Regions from separate parts of the Homo sapiens genome. Here region 1 is linked to region 2. Evidence: chromatin loops called from intact Hi-C (ENCODE). Cell type or tissue: PC-9. All regions are shown on one strand.

Region 1 (2,500 bases), 240 kb before region 2:
GGGCTTTTTTTTTTCTGGTTTATAGATGATAGGCTTCTCTCTGTGTCCTTACATAATGGGGAGAGAGAACTCTTCCTCTTCTTGGAAGGGCACCAGGTCTATTGGATAAAAGGCCCTACCTTTATCCCCTCATTTTACCTTTATTACCTCTGTAAAACCCCAAAAGGATAGGGTTGGGGGGCTTTCCAAACACATAGAGGTTCCCAGAGGTTTGTATGCCTGGAGACAGCATGGAAGCTACATGCCATTTCTTCCATACCTTACATTATACATCTCTTCTATCTGGCTATTCATCTGTATCCATTATAATAAGTGAGTAAACATAGGTAAAGTATTTGCCCAAGTTCTGTGAGCCATTTCAGCAAAATGGGAATTTGTGGAAAAAGGTCGAGGAAGGAGATGCTTCTCTATGGAGGATGAATAGAAACAAGAAAAGGTATCTACTATAGGTCCACCTTTAGATTTAGAAATACAACTTGAAATAAGAAAAAAAAAATGCCACATTATGCAGCTACACAATTTGTAAGTCAATTAGTTCTTTTCAATAACAGATGCAACATATACATTTATAAATAATTTACTCCTTTGGGATTTCAAACTAAAGAAACTTCAACTATTTCACTTACAACAAATGTTTCTGCTTCTGTTTCTCATCAATTGAGAAAACAATTAAGGAACACTCCTGATTCTTATTCCAGGGAACTAGAGGAACAAAGAGTAACCCCAGGGATTCTAGCCTCGTAAGCTGAGAATATTTTTCTAGATGACACAAGTTCCTCAGTGCACACGTGACAGTCTCTGCTTTCAAGCTAATATGCTGTGAGTCACACTGAGTCCTCTTCCCTCGAGGTTAAATGTATTTCCTAGACTTTTTTTCTTTATTTCTTCCTCTGCTCTATTCTCCATCTTAACCCTATTCCTCTGTCAGTCAATTCAGAAAACAACACCAGCCATTCCAATTGTCTCAAAATCTTGGTAAATTTTGTAAAGATGTAGCTACAAGGAATAAAAACTGTTTAGAAAATGTTCTCTTAGGTTATACAGGGTGGCATTGTCAGGTATTTTCAATAGGAGACGAGAAGCTCTGTCTAAAAGCACAATGTTGCCAGAAGGATTTCCCTGATCTTTGTTTCCTGGTGTCCATTTTTCACTTACTCCCTAATTTAACATAGGAAATGAGGTGCAAGAAGCTCTGTCCCTTTCTTCCCCCTAGAGTTCTTCTTTTTCTTACTCAGGGATCATCCACAACAACAAACAGTCTGATATCTAATTAGGCCAGTAGTTTCAACTGATTTGGGCTCACAGCTGAATAGCTGAAAGCAAGAAAAAACCATACAATTAAATTAGGGACCTTGTATTTAAGGCCATTCATCCACTACATAATCAGGACTTGAGTCTCACACTAAGGCTCTGTCTTACTCATTCTAACATATTTACCTCTCAGGTTAGTCATGCCACAAAAATGTGCATTGTTAATAATTGCCTCATCTCTACCTTTGATGTTCCAGTATATAAAGCCTTCCCCTGTGTGCCCTAAGTTCTGCCCTCTGAAAGAGAAAGACATGTTTTCTGCCATTTATTTTCTTGCTATTGGGTGCAATTTTGCTCTAGGATGAACTCATAAACTCAAATAACCGGTTATATATATGTTTGTTATTAAGTTTGTTTAAGTACCTCTGTCACAACAAAGAGGAGCAGATATACTCAGCCACAGTTACAAATTAATTCATGAAAAAGAAAAAGGAGCCAGTGATAATTATGCATTCTTTTAAAAGAGTAATAAATTTTCAACAGGCTCATAAAATGAGACCTGACATATAAGCTACCATTCTGCCATACTCTTAAATCCAAACTGCTTGCTATGAATGATGCTACTATTTTATACAGTACACAGTAAAATCAGTAAATAAGTTGTCACTTCCTGAAAGGTCTCCATGGTATTCATGTAAAATACTTAATGCTTAATTGCTTAAACATCAGGTAGACCTCATCAGCCTAATTTAATTAAAAGAATGCTAATGCTTTATATGTAAAGCATATTTACATATAATCTCATTGACTGCCTTTTGGGGTACATTGGGATAATTTTCCCCAGTTAGTGGATAGGGAAATTGAGATTCAGAAGGGTTAGGTGACTTACTACAGGTCATCCAGCTAATCAGTGATAAAACTGGGGGCACTGAAAGATAAGTACCTGGATTGGGCTTACCAAAGTGGTGGCTACAAAAAGGCTGGAGCTGTGTTTAAAAGTTTACAGGAGAGCCATCCATTTTTAGTTGACTTTTTTAGGAAATGATCCAGTTTGAAAAGGAGCAAGAATGCAGGAATTCTGCAACAGAGGGCTTTGAGAGAATTTAGATCTGTAGATTCTGATCTTTGGATAGATTACATCAAAGCAGAATTGAACCGCCCCCTTGGTAGACCTGAGAAATGTAGACAGACCTGTTGGCGAGCCATGAAAATGTTGCAGAGAGAGTCATCAGAGGCATCTGTAGCTAAA
Region 2 (2,500 bases):
AATCCGTATTGGTTGGTCAGCTGAATGAATGAATGACTGGCTGAAGAGCCAATATTCTAGCAACTAAGTTAGGTTGAAGCAAATCACTTGTGATTGCAGCTACAACCCTTATTTCTCCCATAAGTGGAAGGGGATAGAGAGACAGAGTACAGTTCAGGCTTCTGTGTTAAAGGTTAACAGCAACAAAGCTTTCCGTCAAAGGCTACTAAGCACACACACCTGCAAGCAGATTTCACTGATTCAAATGCTCTTTGGAAAGGGGTAGGAAATAAGTCAACAAATGAATGTAAGAAATGAAATTTTACTGTTCCTATATCCTTGAAATGACTCAGAAGAATGCCACCAATTTGGTTTTTCAGTTCCCTCCCTTTTGCAGTGATGGTATTTCGTCGGTGCAAAAGTAATTGCGGTTTTTGCCACAGTCAGGAAAATGAGATGGAAGTCCTGAGGGACGAACCTCTGCCCTGCTACCAACTGGATGCCAGGCAATCCAATATGTCTAAAGAGGTTTTTCTGGTTGTTTTGTTTGTTTTTTGAGACAGAGTCTAACTCTGTTGCCCAGGCAGGAGTGCAGTGGTGCGATCTTGGCTCACTGCAACCTCCGCCTCCAGGATTCAAGCGATTCTCCTGCCTCAGCCTCCTGAGTAGCTGAGATTACAGGTACGCACCACCATGCCTGGCTAATTTTTGTATTTTTAGTAGAGATGGGGTTTCACCATATTGGTGAGGCTGGTCTCAAACTCCTGACCTCATGATCCACCCACCTCGGCCTCCCAAAGTGCTGGGTAGTTTTCTTTTTTTGGGAAGACAAGGTCTCACTCTGTCATCCAGGCTGGAGTACAGTGGCACTATCTCAGCTTACTGCAGCCTCTGCCTCCTGGGTTCAAGCGATTCTCATGCCTCAGCCTCCTGAGTAGTTGGGACTACAGACATGCACCACCACACCAAGCTAAGTTTTGTATTTTTAGTAGACACGGGGTTTCACCATGTTGCCCAGGCTGGTCTTGAACTCCTGACCTCAAGTGATCTGCCTGCCTTGGCCTCCCACAGTGCTGAGATTACAGGCATGAGCCACTGCACCCGGCCTAGAGAAGTTTTATGAGTGAGCCTTAGTCAGGGCTCACTGCTAAGCAGCATCAGGCTACAGCCCTAAGTGAAGGAAAAGCTTATCTCATTTCTGATAAGATGGGATACGTGGCAGTTTTGATTTTGGTGCTTTCCTGTGATGGGAGGCTTCAGGACCTGGTTTCACCCAGGATGGAGTTTAGACACAGCATAACCCTGAGGGCATAAGGAGAGGCAGGAAGCCAGATAAGTTATAGTCGGTAAGGATTAATTAAACACAACCCAGGTGAGAATGAGGAAGTAGTTCCCAGATAACAAAGTGGAGAAAACCGGCCCCAGGCCTAAAGACGTGGCAGCAATAACCTAACAGCATGTGTGAACTGAGCTCATGTTGGTGACAGGACCTGTGGTTTGGCATAGGTTTATTCCCTAAGCAAACTCATGCAAAACTGGGTATACAGCACTACCACCTTCTAACCACAGAATTTAAAGATTAAGTATGAGATTGGTGTTGTTTATGAGAAAGCAGAGTGTTGCTGTATTTTCTTTCCAGGGCTTGTACAATATGGGCAACATGCCTATTTGGCCTTTGCTTAGATACTCAGCCCGAGAGATGAACAACAGTTATTTAGAAGACCTGCTGTAGAAGCTCTAGACATTGTGTGATAAAACTGGAGATTTAACACACATTCTATGAGTTCTGCTCTTGACTAAGCTTACTCTCTCTACACAGAAGTAGGCAGTTTAATTTCAACACAGGATTTTCACATTATCTTAAGCTCCTACTGTCTCCTACTGACTAAGAAGTTCTGCTATTTGAAAAGGAGTTTATTTTGAATGTTCCCACAGTTTTAGAATCAATCTCAATCATCCAGAGGTGAATAACTCAGTTTCAAAGCTTAAGCATGGTAAAAATATATATATATATAAATGTATGTAAAATAAAAAACCAGCTTATGACGGGGGCAGCAGTGGAATCGGAAAAAAAGAGAGTGAACCGATAAGAACAACATCATCAACATATTAGAAGCAGAAGAGGGAATTTTTTAGAATTACATAGTAATGTTTAGATGCCAAATTTGTCTACTGAGACATGAGAGACCCTGAGAGTCCCAGCATGCTGGACAAGCTTGTTGCTGCTGACGCAGAAGCAAAGTGACATGCAGATGGCTATGAATTCCAGTAACACAGACTCAGGGCCTAGAATAGAGGTTCTCACCTTGGCTGCTCAGGAGAATCCCTTGGAGAGCTTTGAAAACCACAGCACTCACACTCTACTCCCAGAGATTCGGATTTCGTTCCTCTGGGAAAGGGCATTAGTACTATCCAAAAGCTCCCTAGGTGATTCCACTGTGAGCTAAGATTGGGAAGCCCTGGGCTACCATGGAGGATACAGGTGAGGAAGGTAAGGGAAGGAGGGAGGGGGAGGGAAGGA

What was found. Peaks named below come from ENCODE experiments on the same cell type or tissue, not always from the same donor. Only the 100,000 strongest peaks of a DNase experiment are listed, where the experiment ranks them.
Region 1: a loop joins it to region 2, with 8 times the contacts of the local background. A loop is called at or near these places in 21 of 110 quality-filtered maps.

The regions. Positions count from the first base shown.
Region 1 is chr7:7,175,804-7,178,303 of GRCh38, forward strand. It overlaps a transcript of C1GALT1 not described here. Among named protein-coding and RNA genes, the nearest start is that of C1GALT1, 5.5 kb to the right of the region's middle. In PC-9, no CTCF peak of the experiment used is centred here; DNase peaks (open chromatin) are centred at 798, 1,468 and 2,478; H3K4me3 peaks cover 465 bases; H3K27ac peaks cover 2,306 bases.
Region 2 is chr7:7,415,017-7,417,516 of GRCh38, forward strand. All of the region lies in intron 27 of COL28A1 (collagen type XXVIII alpha 1 chain), which reads right to left. Among named protein-coding and RNA genes, the nearest start is that of COL28A1, 120 kb to the right of the region's middle. In PC-9, no CTCF peak of the experiment used is centred here; DNase peaks (open chromatin) are centred at 405 and 1,345; H3K27ac peaks cover 2,332 bases.